4 separate regions of the Mus musculus genome follow, and regions 1, 2 and 4 are each linked to region 3. The links are chromatin loops, found by intact Hi-C in ENCODE. Cell type or tissue: left cerebral cortex. All regions are shown on one strand. Each heading gives the region's core, and the rest is flanking DNA. Links, peaks and the distances in the headings are about the cores only.

What was found. Hi-C counts contacts between places; a loop is a spot of excess contacts. Peaks named below come from ENCODE experiments on the same cell type or tissue, not always from the same donor. Only the 100,000 strongest peaks of a DNase experiment are listed, where the experiment ranks them.
Region 1: a loop joins it to region 3, with 7 times the contacts of the local background. A loop is called at or near these places in 24 of 42 quality-filtered maps.
Region 2: a loop joins it to region 3, with 9 times the contacts of the local background. A loop is called at or near these places in 2 of 42 quality-filtered maps.
Region 4: it touches region 3 in a loop (2.6-fold over the local background); 2 of 42 quality-filtered maps call a loop at or near these places.

The regions. Positions count from the first base shown.
Region 1 is chr6:30,400,545-30,406,127 of GRCm38, reverse strand. Klhdc10 (kelch domain containing 10) reads right to left here and starts at 4,273. Exons shown (of 10, transcript NM_029742.3): 1 at 3,978-4,273. The coding sequence starts at 4,134. In left cerebral cortex, for the core only: a CTCF peak has its summit at 2,490 (motif pointing left); DNase peaks (open chromatin) are centred at 2,464 and 4,346; H3K4me3 peaks cover 3,490 bases; H3K27ac peaks cover 2,589 bases.
Region 2 is chr6:30,734,776-30,740,440 of GRCm38, reverse strand. It overlaps Mest (mesoderm specific transcript), which reads right to left and starts at 2,391. Exons shown (of 12, transcript NM_008590.2): 1 at 2,106-2,391. The coding sequence starts at 2,131. In left cerebral cortex, for the core only: CTCF peaks have their summits at 2,074 and 3,316; DNase peaks (open chromatin) are centred at 2,420, 3,031, 3,334, 4,814 and 4 more places; H3K4me3 peaks cover 3,579 bases; H3K27ac peaks cover 2,359 bases.
Region 3 is chr6:30,457,755-30,463,419 of GRCm38, reverse strand. 1700012C14Rik (RIKEN cDNA 1700012C14 gene) reads right to left here and starts at 2,435. Exons shown (of 2, transcript NR_131049.1): 1 at 2,291-2,435; 2 at 107-459. In left cerebral cortex, for the core only: CTCF peaks have their summits at 3,149, 3,348 (motif pointing right) and 4,746; DNase peaks (open chromatin) are centred at 3,313, 3,961, 4,184, 4,582 and 2 more places; H3K4me3 peaks cover 766 bases; H3K27ac peaks cover 3,233 bases.
Region 4 is chr6:30,979,475-30,985,139 of GRCm38, reverse strand. No RefSeq gene overlaps it. Among named protein-coding and RNA genes, the nearest start is that of Klf14, 23 kb to the right of the region's middle. In left cerebral cortex, for the core only: a CTCF peak has its summit at 2,282 (motif pointing right); DNase peaks (open chromatin) are centred at 1,882, 2,633 and 3,608; H3K4me3 peaks cover 645 bases; H3K27ac peaks cover 562 bases.

The DNA of each region.
Region 1 (5,583 bases), core at 1-5,000, 57 kb after region 3:
TCCTAGAAAATAGCAGAAAAGGGCCAGCAAGATGGCTTAGCAGGTAAATGAGCTTGCTGCCAAATCTAATGACCCAAGTTCTAGTCCTAGGACCATGCAATAGAATGAAGAAGAAACCTGACTCCCAAAAGTTGTCCTCTGACACCCACATACACACTGTGGCACATACATAGGGGATGAGTGCATATGCACACACACACAAAAAAAAAATTCTGTTTTTAAAGAAAAAAATATATTTTAGAAATAAAAAAAGATAGCAGAACAGCAAGGCAATATTCAAAATTTCAAAAACACTGTGCTGATACAATGCCTAATGTAGTAGTACGTGATACTTTTAAGGACTCAATATTATCTGTTTGTCCAGAGCCAGTGGGGCTATGCAGGACTGAAGTACAGCAATCAAGTCATTATACATGAATATCTTACATATAATGCCAATACATTAATTTAATCTTTTTAAAATTAAAAGAAAAAAATTTCAAGACAGGGTTTCTCTCTGTAGCCCTGGTTGTCCTAGAACTCACTTCATAGACTGGGCTAGCCTCAAACTCACAGAGATTCACCTGCCTCTGACTCCCAAGTGTTGGAATTAATGGTATGCACCACCACTTCTCCACCTAAAAAAAAAAATCTTAATTTTATGTGTTCAGATATTTTGCCTGCCTAGATGTCTGTACACCATCTATACGCCTGATCCCTGTGGAGGACAAAGGACAGCAGGTGCCCTGGAAGCAGAGTTGCAGATGGTTGGTTATAAGTCACTCTGTGGGTGCTGGGAATGAAAACCTGCTCTGAAAGAGCAGCTTCTTGATTTCTGAGCCCTCTCTACACTCCCTAGTCACTAATTGTTAATATATTACATTGTGGTACATGCATGCAGATATGGTTTATGTGTATATAACATATATATATATATATATATATATACACACACACATACACACACACACATAGAGTACGTCTTTCCCAACAATATTCCTACACAAATGCTATATATACCTTAGGAAAAATGAGTGATACAGGGAGAAGGGCTGTCAGAAAGGTGAAAGAAGGCTCTTATGGAAAAAAATACAACTGAGATCCAGGAAAGGTAAGTTAAATAAGAGGAGGAAGCACACGGGTTCCTCCAGGAGAGACGCCCGTGTGCAGTGACTTCCTGTGCTGAGGGAAGCAAAGCAGAGAACACAGAACAAAATGGAGGACAACCCAAGGCGAGAAGGCACTTGGTGTAGGGCCATCTAGGACACGATAAGGGTCTCAGCCTTACTGTGAGAGCAATGAAGCAGCAAGAAAGGTTAGGTACAGTGTCATGTGCCTGTATGCCACTACTCTAGAAGCTGACACAGAAGGGTGAAAGGTTCAAGGCCAGCCTGGACAAGGTTAGACCCTATGTTAAAAACAAAAAAGGTAAAAGAAAAAGGCTATAAGCAGAGATAATAAAAGATTTGTATTTTCAAAGATCAGTGATATATGAATGGGAGGCTCTAGCAGACGTAGGAAGTCTGCTTAGAAAGCTACTGCAGTGACCCTAAAGGACAGTGACAGAATTAGTTACAATGGAAACAAAATGAACAAGACTAGGTAGCTAACTATAACTGAAGTTGGTGGGGAGCTTAAGGAGACCCAGCTTTCAGATTCCCATAAGTAGATGGATAAAGGTCCTACCACCAAAGCCAGGCACAGGCCTTTAACCCCAGTGCACAGGAAGTAGAGCCTGGAAGATACCTTTGAGTTTGAAGCCACGCTGGTCTACATGCTATATAGTAAGATTTTTGTCTTTTACATTTTCTCAAAAGATACTATCCCTGAAAGACAATGAGGACACTCCAGGAACACCACCATATTATACTGCTTTGTTTCACAGGGACTGGACACAAGACAGAAATGTTAGAAAGAAGAAAAAAGGTTCTTCAAGTATGTGGAAGCCTTAGTAAAGAAGGGTGAATTGGAAAATAGGGATAGAAGTCAAAAGAGATGAAAAATTAATAACCAAACAAACAAAAACAAACACAAAATCAAAAAGAAAAAAAAAGAGGAAGAAAAGATAGGTCTCTAGCGTCAGCCATAAAACAGACCTACACATTCCTTCCTATTCCTCACTACCACTTAAAATAGTCTGAATTACTTCAAAATAGAGTAAAGAGCTATAATATGCAGTACCTAGGAGAACAAAGGATTAGTATGAAAGAATTTATTATTTATATCAACATATATTATTGAGCTATTGGGAATTTTCTAATTTTGAGAACGAGGGAAAGATGGAGACCGCCTGTGTGGGAAGAAGGAGCTGAATGCCAGCCTGGAAGAAAGGAAGCAGAACGAAGACTGACAACTCCACTTCTCCAATTTTCACAGTTTAAGCACGTTTTATCTTCACCTCTGGACAAATGGCTGTTCTTGTCCTCCTGTGCTAAGGGAATGCAGAAATAGCGCCATACTTCAGACCCTTATTTGAAATCATGGCTTACCCTGCCCTCATGTGGTAGCAGAGAGGAACTGCACCAGTATGTTGCAGGACCCTGAGAATGCCCACATGAAGTTCATGGTGTAATAATTAATCTATGACCAAAGACTTAAAAGATTGCAGGCAGAGAGCAAACTGGGAATAGTCCTTGCCAAGGGATTTATCTTCTAGGCTTAGTAATGCAGAAAACCTAGGGTTTTGTTGTTAACTGATGATAACAAAAAAAAATGTCTCCTTTTTTCTTGTTAAACATCACATATTTAGCAATTCCAGAATACCAGTCTGATACTGTTTATTCAAATCCAATTTATGGTATATTTGATTATTTACAAATGTCTCAATTTTATTTTAATGGCATGAACAAATGGGTTAATGAACATTTCTGGCACACATCAAAAACCATATCACAAATATTAGTAATTATCTCTCTGAATAAGTAAAATCCCCTTTGTTATCTTTAAATTAATCAACTGATTTTTTTTACCACCTAGAAGAACAAGTCACAATAGTAAACACAATTCAGAAACAATCAGGTTCTCAAAACATCTAAACAAATATACCACTGATACAATCAACTTAACACTAGTCACACATACACAAAAAAACATGGCGAAGGTCTAGTACATCATTCCTGACAATTCTCTTCACGGTGAAAAAAAAAAAAAAACACGACTGCCCAATAAAATGATTTAGCATTCTGTGCATGATTTAATTCTCTACCTTTTAACAGACTGAAAATTTGTAAACGTACGCTTTTTACAACTGTTTACACACATACCTACATGACTTTGTTTTGTTTTTTTTAAAACATGTGAACTCAAAGACCATGAAATTTTTAGCAGTAGGTATATTTTTCCAATTTTCAGTTTTGATACCGGGATCACATCCTTTCGTTTCTTTATATTCATGATCTTCATTTCCCCCTTTTAAAATCTAGTCACCATTACCCATTCTGTCTCTGTACATCCCCAAATATTACTGATTCAACCATTTCCCTTAATCTTTTTTATTTTCTTTCCCATATACTCCCTAGCCAACACACACACACATACATACATACACACACACACTTTCACATGCTCATTCCATTTCAAAATATCCAACTCTGACACAGTTGGTTGGCTTTTTTTTTTTCCTTTCAAACAAAATCACTTCTATATTGCTCTCCTCTCCTTAATTTGGCACTCCTTTTGAAATAATTTTCCACAGTTAAACACCAATGTCTTTCTTTCACAACATCCATCCGCGGAAGAGGAAAAGATTAAGAACCGGGCAAGCGAAACATTTGGGAATGTCAAAGAGACAGCGGCCTCTCGGTCGGGAGGAAAATACAACTCTCCTCCCCGAGCTGTCGACACAGCGAGACTTCTCTTCGGCGTGCTCCGGTTCCCCTCCTGACCTCAACGCCACCTTCCTGCTGCTCTGCTTCCCTGTCCTCCCTCGGCTGTGTGTCCGAGGGGCAGCAGAGCCCGGCGACCGCCACCTTCTCGCCGGCAGCGGCCCCACCACTCACCTGGCAGGTGCGGCCGTCCCGAGAGCTGCACGAATCGGTTGAGCTGTCCGGTGCCCCGACCCCCGCCGGCCGCGCCGGCCCCGCTAACCCCGCTGGCCCCGCCGGCCGCGCCTCCTCCCCGCCGGCGGTTCCGGTCCCAGCCCTGGGCAGCCGACATGGCCCGCTAACGATTGCCGCAGCCCGGTCCCGGCAAGCCCCTGCCCCGGCAGCGCGAGCCGAGCCTCCTTCCCGGGCTCCTCAAGAGACCCGGGAGACGGGGGCCGGGGTAGCGCCGGGCTCTCCAGCAACCAATGGCTGGCCGCCTTGGTGACAGTGGACCAATGGGCAGTCTCTTTCTTGGCAGGTGGAGGGAGGCGGGGAGAGACGTGGTAACCATAGCTATAGCTAAAAGAGATGGGGGGAGAAAAGGCGTAAGCAGACGCTCAGAGAGCGCATCGATTCCCGGAGCTCGCCCGCTTCTCCGGGATGCTGGGGGCTCAGACCAGATAGTCGAAGACCGAGCGGGGAGGCTACGCCAGAGGAGACTCCCAAGCAGGGTCGCTGCCTCAGCATGGTCGATACTCCGGAATTCTGTCCCATAAGCACTGCATTTAGAAACATCATAGGTACACAATGCATGTACTTGGTGTTGGTACATCTGTCTGCAGTTCTGCAAACTGAGCCCCGGTCTGCGGACTGTTGCCACACACAAAGGGCTCACGGGAGGTGGGGGCAGGGGGAGGAGTCAGATGAAATCTAAAAAACTCCTGGCTTTCATCATTTGTTTTGTCTCACGGTGGCACTGCCGGGACCCTTCCCCTGCAAAAGCCACGTCAAGAGCAAACAGCTTTAAACCCGATTAGCAAATACCGAAAACTGTTCGATATTAGAGTAATCATAGAAACACAAGTGAAAATTTCAATAAGAAAATCTTTCAGGCATCAGTGAAGATCTTTATTTAAACACGCGGCTTGTGTATGCCTGCCAAGAAAAAAACAATAGAAAAAGATACTCTCTTAGATGACACACGATCAAGTAAATGTTTTACTCACACACACACACACAAACAATCCACCTCAATTGTCTTACAATATACACAGTTAACGATAGAAAATGGAACGGACGATGTGATTTTAAAATGTAAATATCAGAAATTCCCATCGTTTCAAAATTAAACCGAAAATTTGGCTTTGAAGTTGGGGAGGCGCAGTGCACAGTGGGAAAATGCAGATACACATTGCTGTTTCCAAATAAGGAAAAAAAACATAAATTTCTCAAGGGAAACAAAACCTTTCAAGATCTAATCTGATGGACTGCTGACCCCCTTGATGTTTCACACATGAGAACCTCACATGTTGGATTTTTTTTTTTTTTAAGGAGTGGGGTGGAGAAGGAGAAAGTGCTGAGACCAGAAGTCTCCTTTGATCTCAGTGAGCAAATTTCATGTCGTCATGAAATTTTGGTTTTTTGTCTCCACACCCAGTTTCTGTAGGAAAAGAAGTATTTTTATCCATTATGCATTATGATACAGTTTATTGAAATGTTTGACATCTGATAAAAAGAAAACCCATGGAGCTGGGGATGAAGGTAGCTCAGTTGCTTAAAATACTTGTCTAGCACCAAAGGT
Region 2 (5,665 bases), core at 257-5,256, 280 kb before region 3:
TTACCAAGAAGAATGTGATAAACACCTTTACCCTTTGACATCTGGCAGTCACTGTACTAGCTCACTACCATTCTTTCCAAGCACATATGTAACTTACTGCATGGCCTTAAGCAGAGAGCTGCTCCTGGGTTCTAACACATACATATCCTCTGACCAAGTGAATCCCCATTTGGCACTACTGTCTGCATTTGGGCTATGGAACTGTTGAGGGGAGAGACCAGGAGAATTCCAGTAAGCAGCTTTGCCCTGACCCTGAATATCTAATCTCTTACAAGTCTGGGCAGCAGATTATATTTGTGCATTCTTAGCAGACTCTTGAGGTGGTTCCCTTTTATTTAATTAAGACCCCACCCCCACACCTAGCACTCAAGACTTTTGTGGGGGGGGGGGGCAGGAGGGGGGGGGAAGCACAGATTTGTGGCCCCAGCTTGCCATGCCTGGATTTCAAAGGTCCAGATCAATTTATCCTGGAGGCGAGAAATAAGGCACGATTAGAAACCATTTCCTTTGTGACCCGCCATGGTCACCAAGGAAAGGGTTCTCTAAAGAATTGGGATAGTGCCTCCTAAACTAAAGCTACAGACATTAGGAAGTGAGCTACAAATAAAACCGCTGTCTTTGTATTTGAGTGCACCCTATACATAACACATTACCTGCAATTTGATGAAACTGACTGGGTTTTTGTGTGTGTGGGGGGGGTGTTCTCTGTAAACCTGAAATGGTGGGTAAAAACCAGCACCCCTTAGGAACCTCAGCTGCCTGCCTCAACTTTAGTCAGCGCTGAGACTTTTTTTTCCTTCCTCCAAAGTCACTGTCCAATAAAGACACAAGGCTTTGGTTCTACCTTTTGAGGCTATACTAGAAATGCCTGGCACAGTGCCAGAACACGATGGTTTTTATCTCAGTCTGTTATCCACTAACGGGTTTTAAGGCTGAACCTCTTTGAAAAGCAAAAGCATTAGGTTTGGGGGAGGGGGGGGTCTTTTTGTTGTTACTGCTCATTTCCTCAGAACCCATTTGGTCCTGTTACCTGTTCATACATTTTCATGTAGCCTCTGGGGCATCCTTGCTGGACTCACTGAATCCGCAGTGACTCAGCAGAACGCCGGGGAGGGGCGCCTACTGCAGAGTGAACAGGGGCTTCCTGCTGGCGCAGGGAAACAGAGGTGCCACACCCACGCTCTCCGGACCATACCTCAGTGCACCTCCTCCATGCAGGAAAGGGGGGACAACCCCCCCCCCCAGCCATTCTCAGCTTTAGTTACCTTGGTAAAAATACCCCAAACATTTTAAGATTTTTAGCAGTCAAGGAAACTAGCAATCGGACCAAAAGGTTTAAACAATAATTTTTAAGTCCACTCTCTAATATTTGATGGTACCATGATTTAGAGCAAAAATTCAACACACTCGCACAACAAACTTTACGTGCCTTGATTTCTTACTGCTTTAAATGATGTAAAAACATATTTATCTAATACCACCAAACCAGCCCACCTGACTCATTCTTATTGAGAACTACGCTGTGCACCCACAAACCAAAGCAAACAATTCTTTTTACATTTTAAGAGCCTGGCCGCGTGCCGGTGTCCCCCGGGGTTTCCATTTCTGGCTCCCAAACAACACTTATAGCCGTGGCCACACTGCGCGGCACGATCTAGTCGCACCTATGCGGTAACCCTGCCATTGTGAGTCCAGAACCTGGAAATTTTAAGTCGCTCTGTGACAATCTCAGCTCCTGAATTCCTAAATCACATGCCGTGGTCTAGAAATCTTAAATCACGCCACAACAATGACCAGCTCTGAAGATCCTAGAACACACCAGGCATTACCAAGGTTCTCGAATCCTAAGTTGCTTCACCACCACCTCCTAAATCGTACCACAACGAAGACCCAGACAAAAAAAGGCTAATTCTCACATGTTAATGCAAAAATCCTCAAATTCGTAAATCTCACGCGACTAAACCCTGGTTCTAAAAATCATCAGTGAGGGCGATTCCGAGAGTTTGGGCTGGGCGGCAACCTTTGGATAAGGATTTTTGCCTCCCGCATCTCCGGGGTGCGGGCCGGCCACACCCCCTCTGGCGGCACGGGCTGGCAGCACCCACCTGCGCAAGCGATCTCGGCGCACCATGGCCGCATTATCCCATGCCGCCCGCCGCAGGATTGCGGATCACAGGGCGCGCCGAGGCGCCCGCAGCGATACAGGATCGGAGGTGGCGTCTGCGCAGCCTACGGTCCGCGCAGGGCGGCCCGCGGCAGCGGCAGCAGAGGCAGCAAGCAGCAACTCGGGCGAGCCTGCAGCACTACGCCGTTTGGCGAGGTGCGGCTGCCGCAGAGGAAAGCTGCTGCGCCTGAGAAGAAGCACCGGGATGTGCTGGTGGCCGAAGCAGAGAGGAGCAAGCAGGCACCGACTTTTAAAGCCCACTGAGCCCCGCCTCTAACCCGCCCATCCTGCCGCAGCGCCCCTCCTTCTCGCTCCCGCCGCAGAGCCCCTCCCCACCGCTGCAGAGAGGGGGGGCCTTTCCCGTGGGCGCCTCCAGGGGTATTGACCCGCTACCCCCTCTTTCCTTATAGATCTCTAATCCTGAACCCCAGATTCTAGTGAAGAAAGCCTTCCCATGTGTTAATGCCGCGGGCAAGGATGACAAACGTCTGAGAGAGTCCCTCCCCAACATATCCCTTGGACCACGCACTGGTCCCTAGACCCTGGAAGACATAAAACACCCCAAAGCTGGGGTTCTTGTTGCGGCACCCACTTCTTTTCTACCTCCTACGTGTGTTTTGAGCCCTAAGAGTGAGTACGCATCTAAAAATTCGGGTCACCAATGCGCGGCAACCCCAAGCCCTTAGCCCATGATAACAAAGAAGGAAGGGCACACTAAATGGCTAGGGAATGGACAAATTCTCTGGTATCAGTGGCTAAGTGGACACATTCATGGACAGGCTGCGATCACATAGAATGGGCCAAAGTCACCACCACGGTGGCACCGGTACACTTCCTTTGCCGCAGCACAACGTGGTCCACATGCCAGAAGCTGCTGCAGCGCCCTTCTGGAGCAGCGTTGGGGACCGTTCATTGGGGGCACAAGCCTCCTTTACGTGCAACACAATCACAGTGCAAACACCCTAGAGGTGCGGACAAAACTGTAGATTTTTTTTTAATCCCAAATCCCTTAAAAGTCATCTTTCACACCTTCGCAAAGTGCGGAGCATCGTGATGCCTGTGTGAGGTTTGGAACCGTTCCCTGAAATTCTAGCAGCCTAGGCACGGGCAAGCTAGGGATGCTGCGAACGCAGGCTGGCCCAGCGGGGGCGCTGCAGGCCTCTCTTCGGAGCCTGGTTTGCTGCAGCTTTGGCTTTGCAATGTCCAAGCCCAACCGTGCAGTCGATCAAGATTGGGCCAGAGAACTGCAATGGGTCAGTCGAACCCTTGGGGGATCTAACCTGTGGGTATCTTCCCATGTTCGGGGAGTTCGTGACCACCCAGCTGACACTGAAAATGCCAGCACCTGAGAGAGGGTCATCAGAACACGTAATGCGGTCCAGGGTATACTTCTTCGGGGACCGCAGGAAACAAATGCTTGTGTGGAGCCTCCGCAGGCGATGCACAAGATTGTGAAGTGAATGAGGGATCGAAGGGTGGCACTTTTTTACATTTTCTTTTTGATTTCAGAATATTTTCTGTCATGTCGGGCCCTTCTTTCTCAGCCTAAGACCCTCAAAGTCTGAAACCATGTCTCATTAACCTTTTGTATCCCAGATCCCGCCATGGGGTGGGCAACAAAGCAGGCCCCTAACAAATACCGCATGAATAAGTTCAAGAATTTGAGGGCGCACAGGGGAGGAAGTAATTAAGGGGAGGGAGGAAGGGGTTGTCTTGAGTGATGAATAGACATTTACCAGAGACAAAGAACATTCCAGCCCGAGGGGACGGCTTTCGCCAAGCACCCGGGGCTCTGCACCGTAACCTTTGGTTTTTTTCTTTAAAAAAAAAAAAAAAAGTGTTTCCTTTGGGCGCCAGCGCCGACTGGGGGCTGGGGGCGGAGAGGTGGGGTGGAGGGCAGACCAGAAAGAGTAGTTCATCAGAAGGAATGTGGAATGTGTCCTAAATGAGAAGCTACGGATGTTTAAATCCTGTAAGACCGCAATTTAAATTCACCCCTTTACAAGTAGAGGATTACCTACCTATATTAACTAACAACCAAACCTTTTAAAGACTGAATTACTTAGCAAAATTTGCACTGGTGTTTTCTACAGAGTAAAGCCATTCTGATCTTAACAAGTTCCCGCATGGAAAGCCTCTGCATTATCTATTTTCATATTCGCTGTCAATGGAACCTTTGAGCCTTACAAACAATTCCACTTTCATTCTCACCAGGCCGAAGCACCAGCATCTAAGATGAAGGCAATTTTCTAATTAATGGATTGAGTGCCCCACAATGGATCTCATTCTGAAGGCCGGGGAACAGTCTACCCACAAGGAACAAGAGGGGGGGGGGGAGGGGAGGGCACGGTTAAGCCCTGGAGGGGAGGAAAGTCGGTGAAAGCTCTCAACCACAAAAGCAATTCCAGTCCAGGCCCAGGGAAATCCTTCTTGCTCGAGGTGACTAGGAATAACTTGGGTGGTAAAGGGCGGGATGCGGTTGAAATGGCGTGGAACGCAGAACTGGTTAGGGAGAGAAAGCGGGTAGCAGCTCGGACACAAAGGCTGAGCCGCAGGAAGGCGCGCACTGCTGGGGACCAGCTAAGGCTGGGAGAAAGGCTTTTAAAAGTCTAAAGTGTTAGGGAATCTTGTAACCAGGACTAACTTATTTCTAGAAGGAGCTTCCTCCGCAGCGAGGAGAATGTGACCTACGTTCTAAAACCCCTTGGAGCACCTGAGAAAACATGAAAGTTGATAAATGAAGTCAGATCTTGCTCACGCTTGCTGCCGGTACCCTGACTTCTAGCAGACATTTCCTATCGTTCGCGGTTGTGAGCCACAGCAGAGTTGCCTCGGCCAGCCGCGAATCGGGACGTTGCCTTCACATCCTTCTGTACCATGGTTCACATCAGAACAGCACCTCAGATGTGTGCAAAAACCAGCAGTGTAGAAACTTCTCCATTTACCGTATCACAGCAGCAAGCAGTAAGAGACCACCAGCCCGGCTTCTACCGTAGGTTCAATCGTCCTTTCTGTTTTCTAACCCATTTTGAGCACTGTAACAGGTTGGACAAACCCAAGGTAGAGCAACTTTCTAAAGCCAGAGTAACAGATTTGAATAAACCACTAAAGGGCAGAATGTGGCAAACCCGTTCGACCTAATAACACTTTGTTAAAGAGATTTAGAGCTTTACTTGATTTAAAAAAAAAAGGGGGGGGGTTTCATTGAGCCTATGGAAGATGGGTTTGGTTTTTTATTTTTAAACTACTGTGTGTCTGCAGTTACACAAATATACTTGGAATAACCTAATCCTGTGCTTTTTTGCTCCTCAGGCAGCACTGAGAGTACTCTGCTCTACAGAGTCGATATTAAGAAACATTTAGACATGCAGGAATGTATTTAGGGTAAAACTAAAACCTTCTGTAAATCATGTGACTCAACTGGCAAAGCAACTGGCATAGCTTAAGTTCCTACTATGGGCATATCACACACACACACATACACACACACACACACACACA
Region 3 (5,665 bases), core at 466-5,465:
ATCTGACACGGCCATTTGTATTCCTTCTGGGGTCCTCTTTGCATGGCTGACTTCAAGCAGGCTAATTAATTATTTTAGAAACCACGATTAAATCGACACAGTGATTAATCTGATAATCCTTTTTATGAAATTACCTCGGAAACGCTAACTTTTCATCTTTTGAAACTCACTGTGTAAATTACTCTGAAGATTACATTGTACCAGCTTTTGGCTCCGTAAATCTTAATGGCAATGTTTTGCCAAAAGCAATAAAAGCTGTCCTGGATTTATCAGGTCAATCAGGGAAGGGGCAGGCAGGCAGGAAATTGAAGGTGACTCAAACTGCAAAGTCGGGAGGGAGGGGTCGTTGACTGAAGAAACTGTTGGAACTTGCCACTGTGGCCACATGCAAGCAAGGAAGTGAGTAGCCTCAGGAAGCAGAGAGGCATGCAGAACGCCAGTCACAGCTGCCGAGGCTCCCTGTCGGAAAGAAGAGATGTGCAGTTCTTAGAGGTCTTAGAAGAGGCCTTCTAGTCGTGCCTCTTCTCCCCACCCCCAGCAGCTCCTCCCAGTGCCCAGAAGGCAGAAGGCAGAGGCAGAGAGAAGATGCTTGGGCTGTTGTCTTCCTCTGCTATGCCCGACGGGCAGGGTCCTGGGCCTCAGGCTGACTTGAATCACTCCAATCCTACTTTAGATGTTATCAACCATGCCTCCTACAGCCTGGCTGCAGTGACCCAGCCTATCTATCTGAGTGCAGCATCCCCTTCTACTGTTCGCTTCTTTCCTACATAGTGGCTACACACTGGATCCCTCTGCGGGCCTCACTGGAAGTGTGTCACATTGCTCTGCAGCTTGTAGGAGGTAGCAGGCACCACAGGCCTCTACAGATTGCAGGACAGGTGGAGGGCCCCCGCCTTCTGAACCCAGGCCCCTAGCTATCCAGCTAGCTGAAAGTGTTTATTGAACACCTACTTTGTTCCAGGCTCTAAGGACTATGGAATGAACAAGATAGAGTCAGCTCCTGTCCTCCTGATGGTGGAACAAACAGGCAGTAAACTCTATGACCATGGGGGAGATGGGAAGGGGACAGAGCCGGTAGAAGGGTCAGGGCAAAGGCCTTGGAGTCTTCCTAGTGGGACCCTAGCTTTGACTCTTCCTCACTGAGATGATATTTGAATAGAGAACCGGAGATGGAGGACAGACCCACAGAAACGCAGGAGGAAGAGCGAGCCACTGGTGCCAAGGCCCCCAACAACACACTTCATCATCCAAGGAGCGGCACCATGGCTGGACTAAAGGGAGCATCGTGGCAAGACACCAAGGTCAGGTAGCTTTGGAATCCCCACGCCATGGAAAGAGCTGAGATGTGGCCTTTCTGGGCATCTTACAAGGAAAACGCGTCCATCTGTTGCCTTGTTCTGGTCTGAAAGGTATCTCCCCCCCCCCCAGCCCCCCCCCCCCCGACAGATCAGGTGCTTCCACTGGCTCCAGGGAAAGGCTCCGGAGCTGGGATTTCCAAATCTTGGAAGCCTCACTGCCAGGAGTCACCGTGTGGCCTGAGGAAACCAAGATACCTCATACAGATTCCACATAGTCCCTGTCTCTACTGCTGCGTCCCTGGGGTCAGAAGAAGACCAACCCATAGCTTCTGTCTTTTTTCTCCTGGCCGGGCTATTCAGATGATAGCTAAAGACAAGGCAAGCTGCCTTATCTTCCCCAAGCCGGGACAGAAGGAGTTTATGAGGACGCTGATAGGAACCCTGAGAGGCTACTGGCCCTCTCAGGGTGCTCCTCAGAAAAGTCTCAGTGTGTGGTAATTATCTGGTTAGTGAGGACTTCAGCTGACCTCTGAAGAGTGACAGGACAGTCCTCCTCCTTCAGGAGATGGTGACCCACACCCATCAACCCATGCTGGGGTTACTCTGTTCTTCTCATGGTGCCACACAGGAGCTGGGCCAGTCTGGAGGAGAAAGGATGCTGGAGCCTTACTCTCAGGGGAGGAGCGCTCTCTTAGCTCACTCTCCAAGAACTGGGTGGGGAGTCTTTCAGACAGAACCTGTCTTTGGCCCTGAGTCTCATCCTGGTGACTGAGCCGGGCTTATCCCCGTGGCTTAGCAGAGCGAGCGGCCATGGAAGCTTTTCTGGACTGGGCTAGCAAGGCGTGAGGGTTTAAGCATGTGCCCGGAGAGCTCTGGCACCTGTTTGATACTTCCCAGGTTGATGGTGGCATTTCTGGTGTGAATCCAGCCCCTGGAGTATCCAGGTCCCGGGCTCCATCTGCCACCTCACTTGAGGGTGCCAGGCCCCTCACCTCTCCTACTCCAGGCCCACATCACCTTCCAGAATAACCCCCATCAGGAACGCGGCTAGGATCTTTCCTCCCTGTTGCTTTTCCAGTGAGGCCTCTTTTCCCCTTCATACAAGCACTTCCGAGAGAGCCAAATCGACCGCCCTCTAGGTTGCCATGGAAACAGAGCTTTCTTTCCTCCCTCCTGTTTACCTTGGTCAGGGGACTGCGACAAAAAGCAGCCTGTCGCAGGAGGAGAAGGGAGGGCGGGGGAGAGCGGAGGGAGAATCAGCTTGCCTTAAACCAGATCATTCCGGTTTGGAGTGGTTCTCTCCCCCGCAGCCCTAGGCCCCTCTTGCCACACTGGGCTGTGGAAGGCAGGGAGGGAGGGAGGATCCTCATCCTGCGAAGCTTTAGTGGAGAAGGTCCTACACCCGTGGTACCCCGTCCTAATTCCAAGTGGACCTGTCTCCCTCAAGGCCAGAGTTTGGCCTCCAGTGCATCCTCTGGAGGTGCTGCCCCAGGGTGACTGCTGTGCTCAGGTTGGCTCCCCACCCCAGGATAAAGAGATGGGAGCTGAAGGCCAGGCCTTGCTCTGTATATGTACTCTTGAGTGCCCTGGCCAAAGTGGCCTCACCCTATTTACCAAAAAGATCATTGTCGTAGCCTCGAACTTAAAATTTCCCAACTAACTGCCTTGGAGCGCGATTATATATCAGTGCCTTCTGAGCACCGCCTCTCCTCGCCCTAACTTTCCAAGTCTCCTGCAGTTTTTCTGGTTTCTTTCGTAGGCTTCCTCCCCTTCCAGAAGCCACCAGGAGGTGGTGGGTGCTGTCCCTGAAAAGCTTTCTAGCTCTTTGTGCTCCTCTGAGCCTTGAGCTAAAGTACTCTATTCTCAGTACCTGATTCCTCTAACCGGTTTGCTGGGTAGAAGCCCTGCCTCCGGGTGCTATCAGCCTGAATACAAGGTTGTGCCCCGGTGGCATCCCAGCCGGTTGCGTACCCACTAGATGCACAGTTAGCGTGGGCACCGGCCGCTGCTAGTCGCGGTGCCCACGACCAGGACCAGCGCTGCTCGCCAGGGGGCGGCAGAGAACCCACCCTGGGCAGCTTCTCCGCGAAGCACGAGGCCATTTTACATTCGAAAAATCCTGACCTGGCTCCGCATCTATGTGGACACTGGGAGCTTTGCCGGGACAAGTGACTGGCGGTGGCACCTGGGGGACTTGGCGCTCGCTTCCAGAGCAGCTTCCCGTCCCAGGCACAGGCTTCATCGTGCTGCACTGCGGCTCCGCGGAGCCCCGCCCACCTGGGGAAGGGTCTGGTCCTTTATCGGTGCAGTGAGAGTTCTTACCAAGGAGACCCTTCCTCTGGCATTGGGAGAGCTGGTAACTCCCTTGGCAAGAACACTTTGGTGGCCCTTGGCTTATCCTCCCGCATCCCAACACAATGTTTTTGTTTGGTTTCTGATTTTGTTTTAAGAAGCCCTGGTTGGCCTGAAACTCAGTGTATATAGACCAGGCTAGCCTCAAACTCACAGGTCCACCTGCCTCCGCCGAAATGCTGGGATGAAAAAACGAGGGTGCACCACCACGCCGGCTCCAGCACAAATTAGCTAAGCAGAAAGTGGACAGAGTGACGCCTGACTGCAGCACGTGGCAGATATGGCTCTGCTACCCTGCAGGGAGAGAAAGTGGGCCTTGCAGTCTTAGAACCTTCTGAGGCCCAGACTCTTGGTAGCTTTAGTGAGATGGTTCATAAAAGATGAACTGATCTGCCCGTCCCTTCTGAGGTGACACACACTGACACTTGATGTATTTCACAGATGCAACCGCTGTGAGGATCCTGGCTTGGTGTTGAGTGCCAAGAATAGTAAGTGGCCAGCGTGTGCCGCTGTCTGTGTCCTCTCTTCACCAACCCTAGAGCTGGGCTGAGGAGCCAAACTGGACAGGCCCTTCCCGCCTGCCTGGCTGCTGCCTGAGCCGAGCCGAGAGACCTCATTTCTGTGTGTCAGGCTGGGCTGTCCCAACCTTGGTGAATCAGAATATGGCTAATCTGCAGGGTCTCCTGGGAATAAGGTCCACCCCCGCCCACCTCTTTTCACCCAACTATGGAGAAGAAAAAGAGGTACAATAATACTCTTGCTTGATGTTATAAAGGGACAAGATAGCAAGGAACACATTTCCCGCAACACAATAAGACACTTAGAACAACAGATTGCTTTTTTCCCCAAACCTTCTCCCCCTTCATTTGTTCCTCTCTAGAGCTGGCTCTTAAAGGTTCCCAGATACCAGTCAGGCTGCGTGTGAACGAGTGGGGAACTTCACAGTTGTATCCTTTGAATCATTCCAACTACAGACTTAGTGAGAAAAGCTATTTTCACACTATCTAGAAAGACAAGTTGTTTGGTTTCTGTTTTGTAAGGAGAGGGAGATGCCAGCAGTTCAGCCCAGGCCTCCCTCGAATGTCACAGGCTAGGCAGGTTTGCTGCCACCTAGCTATATCCCCAGCCTCCACGTCAGTCTCAACACTACTGGACTAAGTAGTCTAGACACTGATGCCTTTGTTTGTTTGTTTGTTTGTTTGTTTGTTTGTTTGTTTGTTTTAGACACTATTCTTTTTATCTCTAATTAAAATGTTACCTAATGGTTGTCTTAATCTGAGACCTCCCAGCTCTAGAGAGCAGCCATGACTGGGACCATTAGCACCAATCTGAGCACTCTCCACGGCCACTAAAGCCGCACAGAGGTCTCGGAGACACTATTAGTCCACTTGAGGAAGAATAACACTGGCACCATTTTACTCGTATTTCAGTGCTCTCGAGGGAGGGAAGGGACGAGTCTGTTTGATCAGACTGTCATTCTCACATCAAGGTGACAGGGCCAGGACAAGCACTGTTCATCCCGGCCTTGGCTCAACAGTTCTCTGCTGGACAATTAGGCACAAGGAAGAAAGTGAGCAGCTACGAGACAGGGGTCCCCAAATCCTTAACCCAGTTGATACAGAACTGAGATTTGTTAAGATACCACTTTATGGGCCAGGCGTGGTGGTGCAGGCCTCTAATCCCAGCACTCGGAAGGCAGAGGCAGGCAGATTTCTGAGTTCGAGGCCAGCCTGGTCTACAAAGTGAGTTCCAGGACAGCCAGGGCTACACAGAGAAACCCTGTCTCAAAAATAACCAAAAAAAACCCCCTTTATTTTAAAATATTTAAAATAACAACAGCAAAAACAAACAAACAAACAAGCACCCCCAAAAAAAACCAGTACTGAGTTTTGGGGATTCCGGCCCCACATTTTTCCTTTTTAATAAGTATGTATTATTTTTTGAATGATTGTTGCACGTGTGCAGAAGATAACCCTCAGGTGCATCTCGTCTTCTACCTTTGCGTGGGTCTAGGT
Region 4 (5,665 bases), core at 167-5,166, 520 kb before region 3:
AGCAACACACTTCCTCCAACAAGGCCACACCTACTCCAACAGGGAGGCACACCTCCTAATAGTGCCTCTCCCTTTTGTCCAAGCATTCACATACATGAGTCTATAGGGGCCATAGCTATTAAAAGCACTAGAGAGTGTAAATTGATGTAGGTACTACAGAGCTGCCACACACAGCCTAGCTCTGCTGCTGCTGAACATATACCTGAAGGCTCCAACCCAACATGGCAGGGACCCTTGCACATCCATGTTTATTGCTGCTGAACTCACAATAGCTGAGAAACGGGCCAACTAGGTGTCCATCAAAAGATGAATGGGTAAAGAATGTGGGACGGTTACATTGTATTTGGTTACAAAGAACATGAAATGAGATTTGCAGGAAAATGAGTCCAATTTGGAGTCATTATGTTACACAAAGTAAGCCAGACCCAGAAAGACAAATGCTGGATGTTTCTCTCATATAGGTAAACATCCTCTCCCCCCCCTTCCCCTCCCTCTTCCCCTTTTCCCCTCCCCCTCCCTCTCTCCCCTCCCCCACTTTCTCTCTCTTTCCCCCTTCCCCCCTTTCCCCTTCCCCTCTCCCTCACTCCCCCTCCCCCTCTCTGTGTAGAAAAGGGGGGGGGGTGAACAGGAGAGGAAGAAATCTTAAGTGGGACAGAGAAATGAAATCCATATTACATGAAAGCAGAGAGTATTTGTAGAGAAACAGAAAGCGAGGAGTGAGGGGATGAGGGAAGACAGCTAGAGAGAGACAGATAACGACAAAAGAAAAATAACACCTAGGTATAAAAACTCCATAAACAAATGTGTATCTTTGTGTGTTAACTTTAAAAAATAAAAAAAAAATCAAAGTAAAAGAAATAAACTTTCAAATCATGGTGTAGATGCTTATGATAAAAATGGTAACATTGACTTTGGCAACACAGAGTTAAATGACCGACCATAGTCTTAAAAGAAGACTCAATTTACTGTTACAATGATATAAACTTTCTCCCAAAGAAATCTCTTTCTCACTAACTAAATACCAATTTTAACCATGAACTAATTGCTATTTTTAAAAGGTGTAATCATGTCATGTTCGTGTATTTAGTAACAGGAAACATCTCAAAAATCTATTGAGTGATTTAATGAAATTATGAAGCATAAGCAACATTTTGTTAAAAGTTAAATTATGCACATCCAATTGATTGTCTCTGGGTGATGGAACTGGGGAATAATTTTTAAAACCTCAATTGTATTTCCTAAAATTTCCTACAATAAACATGTAATTATATTAAATAGAAGAAAAGCCAATCAACATTTTTCTTTTTAAAAAACCGACATATTCTTTTGCCACATGTCTCCAGATCTGGCTAGAATTCTCTTGTTCTCACTACTGTGACATTGCAGATAGAAGGCCCCGCAGATATTCATCGTTGTCTAGTCCAGCCATGTGAGCTCTTCATAAGAAGCTATCGGTTGTCAGGACATCCTTCATACAAAAACACTCATACACAGCCGGCGCTCAGGCTCAGAAAGATGGAGCCGAGACTGAGGAAAAGGCCAACCAATGACTGGCCCAACCTGAGCCCCATCCCACAGGAGAGAGCCAACCCCTGACACTATGAATGATACTCAGCTATGCTTGCAGTCAAGATCCTAGCATAACTGTCTCCTGAGAGGTTTCATCCAACAGTGAATGGAAACAGATGCAGAGACCCACAGCCAAACATCAGGCAAAGTTGGGGGAGTCTTGTAGAAGAGTTCAGGGAAGGACTGAGAGACCGGAGGGGTCAAGGATACCACAAGAAGACCTACAGGGTCAACTAACCTCACTCAGCCCGTGGGATCTCACAGGGACTGAACCACCAACCAAAGAGCATGCGGGGGCTGGAGCTAAGCCCCCTACACGTTTAAAGCAGATGCAGCTTGGTCTTCATGTGGGTCCCCTAAAAGTTCAGGGTGGGGGCTGGGAATCTCTGACTCTGTTGCTGCCATTGGATCACCTTCCCCTAGCTGGTCTGCCTTGCTGGACCTCAATGGGAGAAGGACTTGATGTCCCAGGGAGGGGTGGTACCTAAAGGGGGGGGTTCTCCTTCTCCTTAGAGAAGAGGGGAGGGTAGTGGGGTGAGGGGTGTGTGAGGGTGTGTCTGGGAGGAGAGAAGGGAGGGGAACTGCGATCGGGATGTAAAATAAATGAGTAAATTAATTAATGAAAAAAAAAAAGATTTCTTGACTAAACTGAGAAAGTAAAAAAAAAAAAAAAAAAAAAAAAAGTAACTCCTTCTTCTGCCACTAGAGAGCACCATTTTGCCACTAAGACAGCGCCAGGAGCTTGACGCAAAGGAAAAAAAAAAAAAAAAAGCTTTTTCTTTTTTCCGTTTTCAACAGAAAAAGCTTCCACAAAGATTATCAAGTCGTCTCGAAGGGGAAATGAATGTAAACCCTTCCCAACAATAAAATGTCGATTCCAAGATGAGATAGCTTCTCTTTATCTTAGCTCTGGACACTATGTACTTTGTACCTGTGACATCCTTTTCCGCCAGATCCTTAAAAAGCAGTTTTACAGAGTCTCAAATTAGATCCTGTGTTTTGCTACCGCACGAAAGCAACTCTGTGTCTAAAGCGCATTTCTCGTTCATTCACCAGTCAGCTTGAATCCCTAGAAGTGTAAAAACACTTGCTACGTTGAATTAAAAGGTTAAGGTTCCCTTTCAAATCATGTGCCTCTCCCAAGAAAATCCAACACGGCAGAGTTCCAGATTTACAAAACACAAAAAATGATGTGATGGTTATAAAAACCTTCTTGTGATTTTATTGATGGTTTCAACACGAGTCGCAATGGAATGTTCTTCTGATTCACTTAAAACATGGTCCCCTGTTTTAAGAGTTAAAACGGCAGCCTGTTTCACAGGGATGCATGCGATTTGAAGACTGATCAGCCCTTGCTGATGACAGGAGACAGACAGACAAGTCCACTCACAGGAGAAGCAATTGCTTTAGAAAAAGATGTAAGCGGAACTGTCTGATACCTAAAACAGGAGTCTCGTAGATGTGGCTCTGCTATTATAAAAGCTGGGACCCATGGAGTCTAGAAACAACCAGTAAGTCTCCATCACTAGCCTGCCCCACCCCAATAGCTACCAAGTCCAAATTCCCACTCCCCAACTTACTGATCTTTCTGACTTGATCAGTGCCCAACTCCTCCAGGCTTCCTGTTCCCTATCTGAAACAATGAGACTTCTTTTTTGTTTTGTTTTGTTTTTTTGTTTGTTTGTTTATTCGAGACAGGGTTTCTCTGTGTAGGTACTGGAACTCACTCTGTAGACCAGGCTGGCCTCGAACTCAGAAATCTGCCTGCCTCTGCCTCCCAGTGCTGAGATTAAAGGCTTGCGCCACCACTCCAGGCTACAATGAGACCTCTTGCATAGGAATCTGGAGAGGGTTAAAGAAGACCTGATACAAAGAACATTAAGTGAATGCTACATTGTAAACACTCAAAATAGTCACTGTTACTCAGAATCTTACTGCACAGATGACGTAGGAAATGCCTAAGACATCATGCTGGCAGCGGGTGAGCACTAGGTGTGGGCTGTTATTATCTTGTGAGAGAAAGGCACTGCATGCTCACGGAGTGTTTGATCCCCTTGAAAGATGTGTCATCCTCACGCAAATGTGACATGAGACATCCCACTCTTGGGAAATGTGCAGGTTCCTGGACTCTGATTCCAGCACCAGGCAAGGCTCCTTCTGCTAGTAACGCAGCATTTTACAGAAATACCTGCCAAGAGGAATATAAGGGGCAGCTGATTTGGGTATATAACCTGTAGTTTAGGACACAAAATAAGCTCACGTCTCCACTAATGTTCGATTTGGAGAAACCATCCTTGACCACATCCAGTTTCTTAGCCACAAACTGTGATTTTCAAGTGTGCTTTCCCTGTGCTTTTCTTCTCTGTCTCACCTTTATTAGCTATATTAGCTGGGATAAGGAGTTTCCTGATGGTGCTCCATCCATGAGCTAATGGATTCTGATCACAGTCACCTTTATCCACGTCTCTTCCTTCTCCCCCTCACTCCTACTGAACCCCATCTTCCCACCTACTCCTCCTGCCACTTTCTCACATTTTTAAAAATTTTTTGATGGCTTATTTATGTTTACTTAATTGGACCACATGGGAGAGGTTATCCTCAGGGGCACGGCCCCTCACCAGTGGCTATACCCCTGAAGGAAATGCCTCTTCCCTGTCAATCATTTACTGTGGATAAATCCCTCCCCCTTCTACTGATTACACGGTGTAGATGGGGACTCCAATCTTGTACTGGCAATCCCAGCTGCCCTGAGTTCAAGAAGGCAACATCCCTGCCCCACTCAGAAGTCAGCAAGGCACTCCTCATCTCCCTTCCACAGGCCCCTGAATATTCTAATGGAAATAGGATTGTTGGATTCAATCAGCAAGCACTTATTGAGCACCTGCTGTGTGCCAGGTGCAGTTCAAAGCAATGCAGAGAAAGGAGGAGAGCAAGCTGGCCCTGGCCCCGTCTCTGCTGACCTTATCTGGGTCCTAATAAGGGAGATAAACAACGATTAAGATCGGGGCACTAAGGAAAAAAATACAAATTTGAGTGACAGTCCGTGGGGAGCTAGGGGTAGAGGGCTATGGTTTTGATGGAGGAGACAGGGCTGTCAGGCATGAAAGGAGGTAAGGGTGACAGCTATTGGCACAAGAGTCAGTTAACCTTGTTTGTGGCTGAGCCCTAGCAATGCGCTGGGAAAGCAAGAATCCCAAGTGTTCCTCGCCTGAGTCTTTCCTCTCAGTGTTTTCTTGTATCTCTCTTCTGCTGGACTCATGAACATCCAAAGACAGGACCACCCGGCCCACAGACATCCTCTTAATCAGGGAAGGCTACAGCCCAGAATTTCCCTGCTGCCCCTCCCTCCGATGAGACCCCTGTCCCACTTCCCAGGGCCTCCAGACATGGAGACCGAAGCTCCCCCTTTGCAACCTCTTTGCCTCCACCTCATATCTCTGAGGTTAGCCCGGTGATCACAGAACCTTTCCCTTCTCCATTTCAACAGAGTTAGCCATGTCTACTGTGACAGGCAAAACGGGCTTTGTGACCCCAGTAGATGACCCTTGAACAGTCCAGTCTGGCTGTGTTCCATGGAGCCTGGGGTCTCTCACCCCAGCCTTGGTCTCCTGATACCAAGAATTCTCTGATCTAGAGTTTGATGAGAAGAATCACTTATAGTTTGTGAGATAAATAGGTTTCTGCCACCTAGTTTTGTTGCTATTTTACCATCAATTGCAATTTCTTTTAAAAAAGGTTTCTTTAAAGTTCTTAGCTGTGGGCCATGTTTACGAATGCCTTGGGCCATAGTCTGACCGCCCCCACTCCAATCCATTCGTTGATTCTTACATTAACATTTGCCAGTGGCTCTCTCCTGATTGACAAAGAAGTCTTTATTGGCTTAGTTATTTATTTAGTTTGGGTTTTTATGACAGGTCTCACTATGTAGCCCAATCTGGCCTTGGATTTGCAATCCTCCCGACTCAGCTCCCTGACCGCTGGGACTGAGGATGGGAGCCAACATGCCTGGGCTTGCTGGTTTATTTCTGGTGGTTAATTTAGCGTTTTCAGAATACAAGGATCTGCTGCATCAAATAGAGTATTACTGTTCTTGCAG